Regions from separate parts of the Mus musculus genome. Here regions 1 and 3 are each linked to region 2. Evidence: chromatin loops called from intact Hi-C (ENCODE). Cell type or tissue: heart. All regions are shown on one strand. Each heading gives the region's core, and the rest is flanking DNA. Links, peaks and the distances in the headings are about the cores only.

Region 1 (5,000 bases), core at 1-5,000, 150 kb after region 2:
GACGACACATTCAGGTACATGGACCCCCGACTGCTGCCACGCCCCATGAGTGATGACTCCTCTGCCCCAGCCTCACCAAGGCTTCCAGGTCTTTTGCAGGGATACCAGGCACCCCCTGTTCCCAGGGCTGCCTCTTGGTGCGCTGCAGGACTTGTTCGGTTTAGTAGGCTTTTCTCCCCACGAGGCCTTTAAGACCATGTAGCCACCATAGAGCAAAGGGTGACCAGGAACTCCTGACTCTGCCTGGAGGCCTGGGGTGGCAGGCACGCGCCCCGTGCCCAGGTTAGGAATTTTTGACTTTCCAGTTGTGGGGCTGGAGTCACTCTACTAATCTGATGTATCTTGCTATACTTCCAGCCACATCCAGCATCAGTGTGTCACTCCCTTGGCATCAATGGCCCGTCCCTCTTGATTAGGTATAGGACTCTTTCACATTCTTCAAAGGCCCACTCCATGAAACTTATCCCTTCATCCCAGCCCCAGCCCTTGGGAGCAGGGGACACCTGCATCATTCCTGGTACAAGAAAAACGTCATGTGTGTCAGGTGTCAGTATTTTAGGACTTGATAAATCCCCACCCCCACGCCTACCCTTGTGCCTTAATTTCCCCATGACAGGCCTTTTTTTTTTTTTTTTTTTTTTTTTTTGGTTTCGAGACACGGTTTCTCTGTATAGCCCTGGCTGTCCTGGAACTACTCTGTAGACCAGGCTGGCCTCAAACTCAGAAATCCTCCTGCCTCTGCCTCCCGAGTGCTGGGGTTAAAGGTGTGCGCCACCACTGCACGGCGACAGGCCATCTTAATGTCCTATGATCAGGAGCAGAACATAAGTTCAGTGCCCGAGTCTGTTGAATACTAAGTTCTACATTCAGTACGTGCTGCTGATTGTCTGACCATTGCCTCTCAAAGGTGCTCACCAGCCATTTTCAGATGGGGACACTGCCAGGGTGCAAGCCAGCCGGCCTCACAATGTCATGCAGTTAGCGTTGCCCACAGGCTTATGGGTCTCTCTCCAGCTCCCTCTCAGCTCTTCAGTATTAATGCTGCTAGAAAAAGCAGCTCTGGGTTCAAAGCCTATACTCTTCTCCATCATGGCCAATGATCTTTACCAGACAGCCTCAGCCAGCCCCACACATTTGTGTTCCGTGTGTCAGCCTGGAGAAAACTGCCTTACACCTCAGGCTCAGGGTGGGCACCTGCAGCTCCACCGCTGCTGTGTGACTGACTTCAAGCCTCTCCAATCACCCTGCCCTATCCAGGGGGCGTGCAAGTCCAGCCCCTCCTGTCACCCTTGTGGGACCCACCACACATACAGACATGGGCCTCAGCCTCGCCACAGCCTTTATTGGGAGGGTACTCCACTGGGCTCTGCAGGGCTCACGGGGACTAGGATGTCAGAGCAGGGACCCTCTGGGTTGTTGAGGATGACCTATGGCGCAGCTGGGAGAATCCCAGGCCCGGAACTCTATGAATCCCTGGTCAGGCCTGGCTGGAGGGGGATGAGCTGACTCAGACAAGCTGGACTCAGCCTGGTTCTGTCACTTGGGCGCATTAAAGGGCAGGGCGCGCTGGTTCATCGGGTTGTCAGGGGAGCGCAACCACTCCTTCTTCAGCAGCTGCTTCAGTTGCGACAGCCGCATGTTGGGGTTCTCCTGCTTCAACCGTGGCAGTTGCACCTCCTCAAACGCGGTGAAGGCCGCTCGCATCCGGCGCTCAGGATGCCGGTCAGCTTCCTCAGCCACACTGCAAGTCAAGGAGTCAGGACCCAGACCTAAGTCCCGCCCCAACAAACTCTCCTCTTCAGGGCCCCGCCCACACAGCCCGCCCCGCCCACCTGAGCACTGCGATGGCGTCCTCCACAGTGCGCGCCTCCACGCTGCCCTCTTCCTGCAGGCGCCGGTTAAGGTTCTCTTCCAGTGGCAGCTCTAGGTGGCTCTTAGCCTTTTCCACTGTGGGTGACAGGGACAGAATATGAGAACGAGGCGTTGGCGCGAAGCCCTCGGGGGATTTGCCCCAGGCCACATGCACACCTGGCTCTGCCCGCTGCTCTCTCCGCAGCGAGTCCTCGATCTGTGCACGTGTGACCTTGGCGGGCGCCACACGTGGGGCCTTGCCGCCTTTGAGCCGTGAGTCTTCCTCCTCCAGCAGGCGCTGCGTCTCCTTCTTGCGCTCCAGCTGCTCCAGGCGTCGCTTCTCCTTCTCCTCCTGCAGGGGCAACAGGGGAAGGCTATGTAGACAGAAGCTGCCTGGGTGCCCAGGGTGGAACCCAAGAGGGCGCTGCTCCCTCCTTCCCTATCCCCCCAGGGCACCCTTGTACAAAAGGACCTGGGCAGCTAAAGTGCTTCACAAGGGTATTTCCATGTGCCTTTACCCCAAAGGCAGAGAGGAATGCCTATCTGGGGTCAAAATCAAAGGTGTTTGAAGGCAGCATCTTCCGGAGGCTCCTTTGCCTCAGCGCTATCTCGCTACATGGCTTTTGAATAGCACCCTGCCCTGTGGAATTCCTCCACTAGCTCTGAACATCCCACTCCCACTCTGTCTTCTGGGGACAGAGGGTCTGGGCAGGGTCGTGCACCAGGACAGCTCATCCCAAAAGAAGGTCATCAGTACTGAGAAAGACACACAGAATTCTGATCATGGTGCGAACCTGGAGTACCACCAAGCTGCAGGGGGAGCTGAGGCAGGTGGAGAGGCTGAGCCCGGGTGTTCCAGGCCAGCCTGGGTGATAGAAACAGAACAATGACCAACCCCCTGGATAGCAGGGCGAGGCCTGCTGTGGAGACAGGGTCTCTGTTGCCACCTAGTGGGCAGACACGTCAGCACCAAGCCCGAACCACTCCAGTACCAAGTAGGCACCTGGGGCTGGCTCAAGACAGGCCTCGGTCAGGAATGTCACAATAAGGTTGGAGACAAACACAGACCCACTTCAGCTAGCTTCTGAGTATGCATCCCTCCATGGCTACCTCGAGCCACCTTTCAACACCGAAGCCCATGCCGCCCACCTTGCGTTGCTCCTTCCGCATCACGTGTTTGTCCTCATCCTTCCAGTAAGCATCTTCCAGCTCCTTCTGTTTCTTGGCATCAGCGGCCGCCTTGGCTTCAGCCCTCCGTGCTCGGGCAGCTGCCGACTTGCTGTTCTCGCCCTGGAACTTCTTGGGCATCCCTCAGCAGGCTGCAGGAAGGACACCGTGGAGGGGCTGGACTGTGACTAGGACCCACCCATCTCCAAGACTTTACAGACTGCTTGCAAAAGCGATTTTTTAAAAAACAGGGTCTCATTATGTAGAGCAGGCTGGCCTGACATGATCCTGTCTGACCCTTGGACGCTATTAGGATAGCAAGGAGCAGCGAGTCCCTCAAGTCAGCATTTCCTCTCATTTTATTAACATATATAACAACTCTGTACCCACAAAACGTAGGCAGGGCCTCCACAGGGCGGAGGGAGCTCCACCTGAACCTCCACACTGGAGGACAGGGGCTCTAGCCCTGAGCCATGTCCTCACCCCTCCCTGGTGATTCTAGGAAGGGGCTCTACTGTTGTGTTTCTTCTGAGGCTTTTGAACAATTTTTTAAAAAAGATTTATTGCTGGGCGGTGGTGGCACACGCCTTTAATCCCAGCATTGGGAGGCAGAGGCAGGCGGGTTTCTGAGTTCAAGACCAGCCTGGTCTACAGAGTAAGTTCCAGGATAGCCAGGGTGTCTTGAAAAAATAATTAATTTTAAAAGATTTATTTATTTTATGTATGTGAGTACACTGTCGCTCTTCTCAGACACACCAGAAGAGGGCACCGGGTGCCATTGCAGATGGTTGTGAGCCACCATGTGGTTGATGGGAACTGAACTCAGGACCTTGTGCTCTTAACCACTGAGCCATCTCTCCAGCCTACTGAAATAATTTTTTTAAAACTATAATTACAACGTTGTGCAAAGACCAACACTGCGTACTCCAGAAGACTCCAATCCTATCAGCTGTCACTTCCGTTCCTTGCTCCAGCTCCTGAGCTACTTCCCCTCTGCCTGTCCCTGGAGGTATTTCCGGTTAACAGACTATTCACCATGTGGAATTCTGTCTGGCTGCTGTCACTCAGCACTGGGTTTTGTGTCGTGTCAGAGCCTCTGGTGGCATATGTTGTATGGAGCATATCTAACCGTCCACCAAGGTATGGGCTTTTACAAGTCACAGTGTACTGGAACCCTGCAAGGTGGGTGATGGCTGTTGGGGTGTCCTATTTTAGACTGTGTAGATGGGGGACACTCTGTGGCCTGTGAGCCTACACTGGACCCCACCAGATGAAAGGACACACAGCCAATGTGCCTGGAAGAGACATTGTAGTAGACTGACTCCACGGTAGGCCCCCAGAACCTCAACTGTGGGGTGCTCAGGCATCCCCAGGGTAAGTGACCAAACTGAGGAGTCTGGCCTTCAGGTGAGGGGAGCACCCCTGTTCCTGTCAGGTGTGGTGGTGTGTCCCTGGGAGGCTGAGGCATGGGGACCAGAAGTTTCAGGCCATCTTAGCTACACAAAGAAAGAACCACACCCAGCATGCACTGGCTCAAGGGCTGCAGCCCACTGGGCCTCAGACTTATGCACCGAGCTCCCGCCCAGTGCTTCAGAGTGAGGGAGACAGTTCTGAGTGGCCGGGGACCACCAGGGAATTCCCACCCTCAGGCCCTCTGTTCCCTCTACAGGAGACCCTGTGCATCCTATCAGGAGACACTCCCCACAGACAGCTCAGAGCATGCAAAGGTCCAGTGGCAGGAATGAGGCTGTGTGTTCATTGGGGTCCATGGAAGCTCTGGTGGGTGAGTGAGGGGTAGGAAAGAGGAGGGGGCAGGGCTGGGGACACACTCCTATCTGGCTTACAAAGTCCCATTCAGCTCCCGTGGGCACTGCTGGGTGTGAACACCATGTGGGCAGGGATCATGAGAGCAGGCTATGAGGCCAGTTCATGAAGGGTGAGGGCCCTGACTGGCTCCTAAGCACTGTCTGGCCTCAAATGGG
Region 2 (7,426 bases), core at 1,817-6,816:
TTCAGCTGAGCTGCTGATGTCAGTACAGGGCATGGAGAAAGTTGTCGTCCAGGCCGTTGTCACCATCCAAGCGTGCGCTCGTGGCTACCTAGTGCGCCGCACTGTGAAAGTGTGGCACCAATGGGCCACCATCATCCAAGCTACGTGGCGTGGTTACCGTGTACGACGGAATCTGGAAAGGCTGTTCAGGGCCACCACCATCATCCAGGCTGCCTGGCGCGGCTATTGCATTCGCCGGGCCCGGGCCCGCCAGGTACTGCTCCCTATTGCATGGCCAGAGCACAGTGGTCGAACCAAGGGAACCTTGGACAACAGAAATAGCTCCGAGCACCGCTGCTTCCTATCCTGTCAACCAGATGTCTGCAGCGTCTGTCAATCCCTGGGTCCCCCGGTAGAGAGTCCGCCCAGCGTTGTGATGCTTGTGGGATCCCAGCCACGCACTTGCCACGTGTGTGGCCACACACTCTCCACGCGAGTGGTGCAGGGCTTTGGCCAGGGCATCTCAGGTCAGCCTGTCTCTCGATGGGCCTCAGCATCCCAGCAGAACACCCTTCTTAGCCAGCAGCACAGAGCATGCACCATCATCCAGGCCGCCTGGAAGGGCTACAGGACCCGCCGGCAGCTCAGCCAGAAGCAGTCTGCAGCCAAGATGGTTCAGGCCGTGTGGAGGGGCCATTACACTCGAAGCTGCCTCACCACGGATGCACTCTTGGGAACAGGAGGCCCGTGGAGCATCTCCAGGGACACTTCACGCCATAGCTCAAGGGCTTACTCTTTGCACTGGCCTGGCGTCTAGACCCCTCCCTGGCTGTGGGCAAGAGACACCATCATGGCCATGTGGCCTCATGAGTCTTGTGAATAAAGCATGCTACAGCCTGACTCTGGTCATATATCTTGGGAGGAACAAGGGGAATTCTAGACCGTGCCAGCAGCAAGGAGTTCCAGTGTCTCCAGCCCATGTGGTATCTATAGTTAGGCTTGGGGAACCCTAATTATTTTCCAGGGGCCACAGGTCACTAGCATGGAATCCTGTGTGTCACATGGCTAGTGATTTGTAAAATGTCACATCTGGGACCAGTGAGATGACACAGTTGGTTAAGATGCTTGCTACTGAGCCTGTGTGTTTGATCACTGATGGGGAGAGGTGACTCACCTGATCTCCCTGCACACACACACACACTCACACGGCATGTAGGAACACACCACATAAACACACACACTATTTGAAGGAACAAACACCAAATATACATAAATTAACCTGTGACAGGCACACACCTGTCATCTCAGCATGGGTGGCTGAGGCAGGAGAATCACCAAGAGGTTTGGTTTAGGTCAGCCTGGGCTACACAGTGAGACCCTCTGTGGCAGGGACTAGCCCACTTCGACTTCCTTAGCTTGCTTGTACCTCCTTTAGAAAAATGCTAGACGGTTCCAGCTGCATCCACTGTGCTGTGAGACCTACCGGAGAAGGCATTTCCACCTAGGTGAGCCAGAGGAGTCTGGTGGCCAGAGAGACATGGGTATTCAAGTCAGGTTTGGGGCAGCCATAGAAGGGGTATCCCTGGGTGTCTGGGGACAGGGGCCACTACGTGTCTTGAGACTTCAGGAGCACAGTTCACCCCGTGCTGAGGAGGCGCTGGGGTGCCAAGGAGGAAGGAAGGGTTGGAGGGAACCCCAGAGCCCCAAGCAGCCCGTCATTCCTGCGATCCGCCGGCAGGGGCCGCGCGTGGGCCAGGCACTGCTAACCTGGGCGCGCACCTGCAGCCTGGGCAGACTGCAGGAATGGCGAGCTCGTGGCTGCTGCCCCTGGCGCTGGCTCTGCTGCTGCTAGGCGACTCCTCCGTCATCCTTGCATCCAGGGGTAGGCTGGTGGAGGGAAAGGGAATGGCTCCGGGTGGACAGTGGGACCGGGACACAGGGCTTCAAACCCTACTCTCCCCTTTCCTCCCAGACACAGTAGAGTTGGTAGCAACCCCTTAGGATCATCTGAGTTGAGGCAAAAGCCAGTGGTTTCCGGGACACTTCAGGGGTTTCTGGCACAGTCCTGCCCCATCCAGAGAGTGAGGAGGGCCTACACAACCGCCCCCTTGTCATACCAGGGATCTGGGCTCACTTTCTGTTCATTCACTGTCCCTGTTCCCTTTAGGAGTCGTGGTGCCAGACTTCTTATTTCCTTCCAGCTACTTCTTCTTCTTCTTTTTTTCTTTTCTTTTCTTTTTTTTTTTTTCCCCGAGACAGGATTTCCCTGTGTAGCCCTGGCTGTCCTGGAACTAACTTTGTAGACCAGGCTGGCCTCGAACTCAGAAATCTGCCTGCCTCTGCCTCCCAAGTGCTGGGATTAAAGGTGTGAGCCACCACCGCCCGGCTTCCAGCTACTTCTTTAGACAGTTGATTTATAATAGTTGATGGTTTTATTCCGAAAGCCCCACAATTATCCCTGGAAGCCCAGACAGGCTCCAGCCTGTGGATGACCCTATTAAGGACAATTGGCACAGCTTCCATCTCAGAGACGGAAAAGTGCAATACCAGATACATTGCCAAAACACCCCTATTTTCCTTTATTTTTTTTATTTTTATTTTTTGATGTTTTTTAAGACAGGGTTTCTCTGTGTAGCTCTGGCTGTCCTGGAATTTGCTCTGTAGATCAGGCTGACCTTAAACTCAGAGATTAGCCTGCCTCTGCCTCCTGTGTGCAAGACTAAAGGCATGAGACAGGTTCTACTCTCCTTTCTGTTTAACTTTCCAGAAAATTATAAAGACCTATTTGGTGCTAGGTTCTTAGTAGAACTGGAGATTGCTACCACCTCCTCTTTCGTCACTTAAAACCTTAATTAATTAATTAATCCTGGTTTGGCTTAGGGTCAATTTTAATTCCTCAGGAATTTCTCATCGAGTCTACTCACATCCTTAGGTTCCTTTGCCACAGGGCCTGGGAGACTGGGGTGTGGGAGGTGGGGTCAGCACCCCCTTTCAGAACCTAAATGTTATTTCCTCATATGTGCTATGTGGGGTGAGGCATGGGCTGGGCAAAGCAGCCATTGCGGCCTGTGCCCTGCACACCTGGGTGGAGCGACCTGGATCTGGAAGGAAGTCATGGGAGGAGGGAGAACAGGAACTATCTCCACAGCCTCTGAATGTCTTCAGGGTGGGGGAAGGGTGCCGTGGGAGGGGAAGCACGGCAGGAGGGAGGGGTGGTGTGTCAGAGACCTGAATCTTGGTGTTGGTTCGGCGGTAGAGGGTGTGGCCAGCATTCTGGGGCAGAGTTCAAGTCCTAGTTTAGGTCAGGGCTTCCCAGTTCTCAGGGTTCTAGAAAGTTCTGGATGTGGAGGTCATGCCTGCACCCGAGTGACAGAGTTGAGTAATGGTTCAACTTTCTGGGACTGTTTCCCTTTCTGTAAAGCAGAAGTCACAGGCAGTGATTGAGTTGTAACAGGTGGCACTCCAGAGCCTAGCTCTGTGGAGTCAGGCAGAGTTGCATTAGGCGGGCCAGAGCGCTGGCAAGCTAAACTCAGAGCGCTCATCTTCAGTCACAGGTATGTTGGCCAGGGGCTGAGATCGAACTTGAGCAGCGTTCCAGCCCAGGATGCCCATTCGCAAGCTTCATAGACACATATCCACATCTTGTTTTTTTGTTTGTTTTTTTCCCAGATGTTAATTTTACACTATTCTTGAAGAGTTTAATAGCAAAGAAAGCCTCTGATACCATCTCCCCAAGTCCAGAGACAACCCCTGTCCCCACCTCCACAAGTCCAGAGACAACCCCTGATTCTACCTACACAAGTCTGGAAACCATATCCCCTCCAGATTCCACAACTCCAAATCCGGGCTCAGCCTCCCCAGATCCAGAGACAGCCTCTCTCCCCACCTCTGGGTTCCCCAGTTCCGAGCCGACCACCACATCCCAGTCCACGAACTTGCCTCCACAAGGGTTGTCCACTGTGTCCAGCCCACACCAGGGTGAGTGTAAAGATTGGCTGAGACCAGGCGGATTTCTGAGTTCAAGGCCAGCCTGGTCTACAAAGTCTACAAAGTGAGTTCCAGGACAGCCAGGGCTCTACAGAGAAACCCTGTCTCAAAAAACAAACAAACAAACAAATTGGCTGAAATCTGACAGCAGTTCTGAAACCAGTCACCAGGTGGCGACACAGACCTGGAAGTGTGCAGGCAGGCCTGAGCCACAAGCCATCTAAAGCCATATTTTACTGGGTCTATGGCCTTAGTAACTTGCTAGTGTGTGCTGGCTCCTGAGGACACAGCCATGTGCAAGAAAACAGGTTTCATTACCTAGTTGTCGCTGTGTGTGGTGGTCCAGTGCTGTGTTCCTAAAACTGTGAGGAGGAGGTAGGAGGATGGCTTCAAGTTTGAGACTAGCCCAGGCCACATGGTGGGTCCCTGTCTTTTAAAAGATAACCAAGGGGATGGGAGGAAAAGAAGAAAAAGAAAACCAAGCAGGGTGATGGTGGTTCAGCATTCAGGTAGCAGCAGGCAGATTCTCTGTGAGCTTCAGGACAGCCTGACAGCCTGGTCTACACTGTGAGTTCCAGGATAGCCAGGGCCAGAAATGTCTTGAAAAATTAACAAGAAGAGGGGGAACAGAAGGAGGAAGAGGAAGAGGGTAAGAAGAGGAGGAAGGCAAGAAGAGGAGGAGGAGAGGAGGAAAAGGAAGAAAGAAAAGAAAAGAAAGGAAAAGAAGGAGAGAGAGAGAGAGAACGAAAAATCCACATGAAATTATATACTTGTTTATAAACAACATAGGCCCTGGAGTACCTTAAGGGCTAGAGCTCCTGACTAGAATTCCCCAGTAAGGGGCTGCGGCGAGTCTCAGGGATGGAACCTTGCCTAGAACCCCCCAGTGAGGGGCTGGGGCGTGGCTGGGGGGGAGCTCCTGCTTAGAACCCCCCAGTGAGGGGCTGGGGTGTGGCTGAGGGGGGAGCTCCTCCCTAGGAACCCTCAGTGAGGGCCTGGGGCATGGATGTGGCCAGGGCTGACCCCTTCCTCTTCCCAGATGCAGGCAGCCTCTGGACCCCCACATCATACAGGAACCCCGGTGTGGTGATTGCTGTGTGTCTGCTTGTGTCTGTCTTACTCGTTGGCTCTGCGTTCGTCGCTGTGAGACATTATAACCGAGATGCTCCAGCTTTCCATAATCTGGATACGGTATCTATGGTGAGATGGGTACAGCCAGGGTTGGGTTGCTGACTTCCCAGTAGACATCCCCCTGCAGTAGAGCCCTGTGGTGCTTAATGCCAATCTATGTGTGTTCCTCTTCTAGGGCAGCGTGAGCCAGAGGCTGCCATTTGCTGACCGCCTACAGTCGTGACTCTCAGAGGACTAGAGATATGGTGGGGGTGACACCTGGAAAGAGCAGTGTCTGGAAACATTTCCCCCCCTCACCCGTACCCTGCTATCCTGACCTGGGGATAAGTGGCAAGGAGGACAACTGGAGCCCAGGAATTTCAAGGCCAGTTTGGCCCACAGATCTAGTACACAACTCAGAAATGAATCAAGGTGGGATGGAGCACAGTTGTCATCCCTGCACTTGGGAGGTAGAGACAGGAGGATCATGTGTTCAAGTCCACCCTGAGCTATATATGGGGTTTGAGGTCAGCCTGGGCTACATGGGACTCTATCTTTAGAAAAAAAATTTTTTTTGTGGGAGACTGGAGAGATGGTTCAGTGGTTAAGAGCACTGTCTGCTTTTCAGGGGACCAGGGTTCTGTTTCCAGCACCCACATGTAAGCAACCCCAGTCCCAGGGGTCCCGTGGCCTCTTTTGCCCTCTGCAGTCGTCAGGCTCACAGGTGACACACAGACATACACGCAGGCAAAACACATTAAAAAATAAAACTAAATAAGCATAAACTGAGTAAAGTCTCACGATTCAGAGCTGCTTCCTGACTCTCGGGTTGAGTACCTCTTTGCCTTAATCCGGAGTCACACTGTTAACCCCGAGTCTGCTTTCAGGGGGGATGACAATCAGAGCATGTCATTTCAGGGTCAGAGGACAGGGCTGCTGTCCTCACCCCCCCCCCCCCCAGCCAGGACCTGTGTGACCCAGTGTCCTGGCAGGACAGAGGCCACTATCCAAGGAACTGGAAGACCTAACCTAACGGGAGGCAGCCTGGGGAAAGCTACAAATCCACATGACTTAAGAAGCCCACCCAGGGCCGGGCGTGGTAGCGCACTTGGGAGGCAGAGGCAGGTGGATTTCTGAGTTTGAGGCCAGCCTGGTCTACAAAGTAAGTTCCAGGACAGCCAGGGCTATACAGAGAAACCCTGTCTCAAAAAACAAACAAACAAACAAACAAAAAACAAAAAAACAAAAAAACAAGTGAGTTCCAGGACAGCCAGGGCTATACAGAGAAACCCTGTCTCGAAAAACCAAAAAACAAAAAAAAGCCCACCCAGAGCAAGTACCCAGGGCAAGTACTCAGGGCACGAAAAGGCCCTACAGTAGGAGAGGCATGGGCCTATTTCCTGATGAAGACATCGAGGCCTACCTGGCCGTGAAGTGAAGAGGGGTCTTCTGACTGCTGGAAGGATCTGAGTTTTCCAGCAATCTTCAAAACCTTGGGGCAGGAGGTACCAAGTGGGCTGTGCAGAGGTCACGGGGAGGAAGGAGCTGGCTGCCTCAGCTCCTCTCTGCACACCCTGCTCTCCACCACTCCCTCAGTGGCTCAGGCTCCAGTCTGGTAACCCTTCAGACAGCCGACTTTAGGGTGAGACAGGACCCACTCTTCAGTACAGGTGAGGGTGTCTCCCTCGTTGCTATGATGTTTGACAGCAGATTGAAGTGACCTCCACCCACAGCAGGTCACGCTCTGATGACCACTGGAGTAGGTGGTGAGAGGTCTCCTGGCCTGTCTGTGGGGGAGGGGTGTAGGGTGAAACATTAACTTGCTTCACAGCCACAGACTGGAGTGGCCTCAAGATCTCCTAGGCCCAGGCCACATTCCATCTTCCAGTCCCAGCTCCCTGGCTTTCCCACTTCTGACTGCAGCTCTAACTTGTGGGTAAGGTTTGACCAGAGAGTGTCATCAGCTGCCTGGACCAGCACAGCATAGCAGAACAGCTTTCCTAAAGCCTTGGGGTGCCTTGATTGGTACCCCAAAATACTAACGTAATGCCTCAGTCTCAGGCTATTTCTGTCCTCTGTCAGGTGTAAACACATTAACAAGTAAACCTTTGCCTGGCCACTCACCCCTCTCCTCCCCTCCCCCTCAGCCCTGTTTTGGTCACACACTTGGGCACACACACACACCTCCCTGCCCTTGTGGTCACTCTGCCCTTACCCCCTCCTCCAGTCCCGAGGGTGCCTCCTGGCTCGGGTCTAGTCTGGTGCTCAGTTAAAGAACCCAGCTGGGAGTGGGATAGGACCGTCTGTCCTCTGCTCCTGGGAGGTCACAGAGCACACTCACAGCGCAGGT
Region 3 (5,000 bases), core at 1-5,000, 120 kb after region 2:
TGCCTCAGCTTCCTGAGTGTCTACTGCTTCTGCGAGCTCACCTGGAAGTAACATCTGCTGGTGTCACAGGTTGTCTTGGCTGCGGTGAAGTCACTGGCCACGGCGTTCACGCCTACGCTGCGCTCCAACCGCGCACCACCACCTCAGGTGCTTGCACATGCAGCAGTGCGGCTGCCTGGAACATCACCAGCCTGGCAGCCGCTGCCCCCGACCCCCGCGGCGCCCGAAGCTGCGCAGGGAGCCCAGCTGCATGTCCCACGAACCGGGTCCCTAGACACCCGGACTTCCTACTCCATGACGTTGATTATTAAGTCCGGGGCAGGGAAAATGTGTCCTCTGACCGAGGCGATCTGTGGCCTCACAACTGCGTTTTATTCTCTCTCTCTCCCTCCTTCCCTCCGTCCTTCCCCCCCTCCCTTTCTTTTTGGTTTTCTGTATAGCCCTGGCTGTTCTGGAACTCACTTTGTAGACCAGGCTGGCCTCGAACTCAGAAATCCGCCTGCCTCTGCCTCCCAAATGCTGGGAGTAAAGGCTTGCACCACGCCAGGCCATTTTATACTCTCATTTAGCCCCAGCCCGCCTCCCGGTGATGCACAGACCTTAGAAACACGCAGCGCGCAGTTGGAATCTGAAGGACCCTGTTGTCCTCCACGCCCAAATGTTTCACCAGAATCCCAAGTCACCTACAGCCTTGTTTATTTCTGTGCCACCCCACGTCTTACACTGTATACACTGCAACCCACCTGCCTTTGCCTCCTAGGTGTTAGGAATAAAGGCATGTGTCACATTGACCTGCCTTGTTTATTTCTTCTGGACCTGTTTTGATCTCAGTCCCCTTCCTGATGGACAGGAGCTAATACTGGGCTCAGAAGGGGCAGGATGGGTCCATGTTTCCCAAGCCCTCATGGGCAGTCTTAGGAAGGAGGGGGTATTTATTGAGCACCTACTGTCTGACCCGTGTGGGGGTTGGGTTAGGCCTGTTTCCCACAGCAGCAGGGGAATAAAGCCTGCCCAGGTCCACCCCAGAGCTCCACCCCACAAACTTATAGAATCCAAACTGGGCCTCTGGGTTCCCACACAGGTCCACTATCTCCCAAGACAGGTGGCTGAAAGTCTGATCAGAGGACACTGTGACTTAGGCTGCTCTTGATAAGCCGCCCATGCCTGTGAGGTGTCTCAGTGTTCCCCAAGTACCCAAAGTCTGAAGCCTAAGGTCTGAAGTGACCGTGGTGACTCTGCTCGTCTGTAACCCTGGCCTCTCACCCTCCCGTGTGTCCTTACTTTGACATCAGGATCCCCAAGTAGAATCTATCCGCTTATGCTGTTTAACAAGTGTGTTTGCCTCAGACCATTGCTGTGTGGCTACAGGCAAGTGGCCTCACCTCTCTGAATTCTCATTTGTTTGTATCTTACTCCAGTTAGATAGATCCTGAAGAAAAGCCATTGTTTCAGTCCCTGTATACAGTAGATACTCAATGCATGTGCAGTGACTTTCCACGTCTGTCCCCGTCCATTAAGGAATCCCCAGGTGGGGTCATCTACCTCCTCTGGGGAGATGTTTGCAGCCCCCTGCATGTCAACAGAAAGCGGGCTGGAAGCTCCTGATTTACTTAGAAATGTTGAGGCCCCTGCTACTACTCCTTGCCCTCCTGGGGCCTGGGACAGCTAAGGGGACCTGGATCCTGTGGCCCAGCCTCAGAAGGATGAGTGCCAGTCCAGTCGGCTCAGTTCACCCAAGCTTCTAAATGCAGTAGTCCGGAGGTCCAAAACGGCAAGGAGCTAGCTGTGGCCACACGATGGCTGAGATGGAGCAGTCTAGCGGTCAGCAGCCATCACCCACAGTCTGATCCCATGGTGGGCAGCCAGTGGCTTTGTGGGCTCTGGGTGGCTGTGGCCAGGTGACCAGGCCCAGGCCAGGGTGGTGGTAGAGGGCATATGGCTTGGGCTATAAGGCCTGGTAGAGCCTGCAGGGAGGCACCCAGGACATCCAGTCGGCTCTCCAAGGCGGCTAGGCGTGCCTCCAACTCCTCCTGCTGGGCCTGCAGCTCTGACACCACCTCATATGCGATGCTCTGTGCCTACAGAGATGGAGAGACAGACCGAGTGATAAAGGGAGGGACCAGGAGATGGCTGAGGGCAGAGGGCTAAGGACAGTAGGGGCCAGCATGAGGATTAAAGAGCAGGGGACTGAGCAGTTTTTGTTCCAGCAGCTCGCCGGCTGTGTGACCAGCAGGGGGCGCCAGAGGTGCAGAGTCCCAACACAGGCCGCCAGGGAGCTGGTGAACATGTCAGGCTCAGATGGAGCTAGAGAATGGTTTTCTTCTTTGGGCCACCATGGCTTTGCCCAGACTGTAGCTTACCTGTCCCTACTTGTCCAGAAACCAGGATGTGACATTTGAAGACACCCATAACTGTTAGCTCATAGCCCTCTCTGGTATTGTTTGTTTGTTTATTCATTTATTGAGACAGGGCATAAATAACCATGTAGCCTTGGCTGGCCTGGAACTCCCTACCTGGACCAGACTGGCCTCAAACTCAGAAGCCAGAGACCTGGGATTAAAGGTTTGTGCCGCCAGACCCAGCTTGGCTTTATTTGTTTGGTTGGTTTTTATTTATATGTATGTGTGTATTTCTTGAGACAGTCTCCAGGCTGTCCTTGAATTTGAAGCAATCATCCTCCTGCAGCCATGTGAGTACTGGAGTAAACTATGTGAAATGAACCATTATGACTTCTGAACTCTAGAAGCTGAGGCAGTGTAGCGTCCCCCAGCGGTGAGCAGGCTGGCTCAGACCTGTTCTGCCACTGTGAAGGGGACCACCTGGGGTGGAGACTTCCGAGACATAGCTAGGTCTAGTGTTCTGCCCCCTCTGTGCTCTTCTCCAAGATGCTGCTGCCTGCTGACAGGCTGAACCTGTCTTCCTGAGCCGATCCTGAATAAGCAACAGCCTGGCCACCAAGTACTGACAGCCTGGCGGCAGAGCAAGGAGAACCTGGAGTGTTGGAGGATGGCCCTTTCACCTTTATAAGCTCAGACTCTTAAGTAAACTTTGGGCCTTGATCAGTATCTTGTCTTGGTCTCGTTATTTCTCTCACCATTTCCTCCCATACAGCCCCAGCCTCCGATTCAGGAACCCGGTTCGTGTAGCTGCAGGCAGCTACAAGGCAGGAGGATCAGGAATTCTAAGTTGTCCCTGGCTACACAGTGAATTCCAGGATAGACTGGGCTACATGTCACACTGTCTTAAAAACAACAAAAAGGTCGGGCAGTGGTGGCACACACCTTTAATCCCAGCACTTGGGAGTCAGAGGCAGGTGGATTTCTGAGTTCAAAGCCAGCCTGGTCTACAAAGTGAGTTCCAGGACAGCCAGGGCTACACAGAGAAACCCTGTCTCAAAAACTCCAAAAAAAAAAAAATGGAGGTTGGAGGTTGGAGAGATGGTTCAGTGGTTAAGAACACTGACTGCTCTTCCAGAGGTCCTGAGATCAAATCCCAGCAACCACATGGTGGCTCACAACCACCTGTAATGGGATCTGATGCCCTCTTCTGGTGTGGCTGAAGACAGCAGCAGTGTACTCACGTACATATTAAATAAATAAATATTTAAAAACAAACAACAAAGAATTTAATATCTTCTGAAGACATTACTGGGTAGAATGGGACTAGAAAGTGGAGTCTCTGCCTAAACTCCCCCAGTGAGGGGCTGGAGGTGTGGCTCAGGGTGGAGTCCATGTCTAGAATCCTATGCTGTAAATGTAGTCAATGCTGAGTCTCTATATAGCCTGTGCTATTTTTGATCTCCTAGCCTCAAAGGATCCTTCTGCCTCAGCCTCTGAAGGAGCTAGAACCCTGGCTGTGGATGCCTGGAATATTACTCATGAATTTAAACTGAAGAGCCAAGTTGAGCATAAATACTTGATGCTGCATTGTGGGTTTCTGCCTCCTCTGATTAGACACTATCCCCGTGTCCCTGGAAGCCCATTCCTCCCGTCCCGTCCTGGTGATGCTCACCTTGGCCAGCTCAGCCAGCGTGTTGGCCTGATCGTTCACCTTCCCTTGTTCAATCTTCACACTTCGGAGCCTGGGGATAGGGCAGGGACAGGGGCAGGTCACTCGGGGCTGAGGGTGGAATGCATTTGTAATCTTGGTCCAGATCAGGCCATTTCCAAGAGCCTGGATGCAGGCCCATCCACAAGACTAAGACAGACACATTCTCTGTCCACTAGGGACCCCCCACGGGCATCATGCACCACCAGACTTCCAGTCACCCCAAGACTTACTTCTGAGCCCTGGGAGGAGCCAGGAGAGTGCAGAAAAGGAAAACGGAGAAAGAGAAAAAGCACAGTTTAATTTTAATCTCATGCAGTGACTGGCTGAGTGGCCGCAGCCCCAGCCCCGTAGCCAGGTGCCTCCCCAGTTCCCAGCAGGGGCTCCTGGGCTGCCAAGGAGCTACTGCCCCCATGTGGCAGGGATCTGGCCTCATAAGGCGACACCTGCGCCCTGTCACCCCGGGGACTTCCCGGCAGCCCTGGGTAGATGCTATTCACTGCCCTTCTCCCACAGTCCTCTGAGTGGCACCTTGCCTCCATGGGCAACTTGCTTAGAAAACATCCTGGATGAAAACAGAGGTTGGCAAGGGCAGTGCCATAGGGATCAGCATACAGACAGGATCAGGGATCAGCATACAGACAGGATCAGGGATCAGCACAGAGACAGGATATGAACCCATAGCTGCTGATCAGGTGTGGTGCCCTTGACCCCTGGAGAAGAGGCTGCCAAAGGTAGGTTCCGCTCTCTCTATGACACATCCTGCATATGCCTCCCCAGGGGTGTGGACAGCCTCCTAAGACCCAGAGTTCTGACATTGGCACCCTTGGAGAGTCACAGTATCACTGGCAAAAAGAAAGAAAGAAAGAAAGAAAGAAAGAAAGAAAGAAAGAAAGAAAGAAAGAAAGAAAGAAAGAAAGAAAGAAAGAAAGAGGGAGGGAGGGAGGGAGGGA

Evidence for each region. A loop is a pair of places that touch in the nucleus more often than their neighbours do. Peaks named below come from ENCODE experiments on the same cell type or tissue, not always from the same donor. Only the 100,000 strongest peaks of a DNase experiment are listed, where the experiment ranks them.
Region 1: it touches region 2 in a loop (6-fold over the local background); 3 of 42 quality-filtered maps call a loop at or near these places.
Region 3: a loop joins it to region 2, with 6 times the contacts of the local background. A loop is called at or near these places in 23 of 42 quality-filtered maps.

Annotation. Positions count from the first base shown.
Region 1 is chr8:70,866,905-70,871,904 of GRCm38, forward strand. It overlaps Ccdc124 (coiled-coil domain containing 124), which reads right to left. Exons shown (of 5, transcript NM_026964.3): 2 at 3,001-3,170; 3 at 2,029-2,203; 4 at 1,833-1,947; 5 at 1,323-1,741. The coding sequence starts at 3,159. The coding sequence ends at 1,537. Among named protein-coding and RNA genes, the nearest start is that of Ccdc124, 4.1 kb to the right of the region's middle. In heart, for the core only: a CTCF peak has its summit at 2,802 (motif pointing left); DNase peaks (open chromatin) are centred at 1,811, 2,180, 2,797, 4,491 and 1 weaker place; H3K4me3 peaks cover 1,667 bases; H3K27ac peaks cover 1,228 bases; H3K27me3 peaks cover 461 bases.
Region 2 is chr8:70,716,772-70,724,197 of GRCm38, forward strand. Gm3336 (predicted gene 3336) reads left to right here and starts at 1,772. Exons shown (of 4, transcript NM_001195253.1): 1 at 1,772-1,861; 2 at 3,649-3,957; 3 at 5,006-5,166; 4 at 5,273-5,864. The coding sequence starts at 1,783. The coding sequence ends at 5,320. Gm34255 (a long non-coding RNA gene) reads right to left here. Exons shown (of 3, transcript XR_379077.3): 2 at 6,500-6,863. It overlaps Iqcn (IQ motif containing N), which reads left to right. Exons shown (of 4, transcript NM_001370847.1): 4 at 1-879. The coding sequence ends at 796. Pde4c (phosphodiesterase 4C, cAMP specific) reads left to right here and starts at 7,293. Exons shown (of 17, transcript NM_001310465.1): 1 at 7,293-7,426. In heart, for the core only: a CTCF peak has its summit at 4,128 (motif pointing right); DNase peaks (open chromatin) are centred at 3,220, 4,120 and 5,030; H3K27me3 peaks cover 1,878 bases.
Region 3 is chr8:70,842,484-70,847,483 of GRCm38, forward strand. It overlaps Kcnn1 (potassium intermediate/small conductance calcium-activated channel, subfamily N, member 1), which reads right to left. Exons shown (of 10, transcript NM_032397.3): 8 at 4,281-4,289; 9 at 4,012-4,081; 10 at 681-2,078. The coding sequence ends at 1,833. Among named protein-coding and RNA genes, the nearest start is that of Arrdc2, 5.3 kb to the left of the region's middle. In heart, for the core only: a CTCF peak has its summit at 4,454 (motif pointing left); DNase peaks (open chromatin) are centred at 178, 2,218 and 4,098; H3K4me3 peaks cover 428 bases; H3K27ac peaks cover 1,876 bases; H3K27me3 peaks cover 3,262 bases.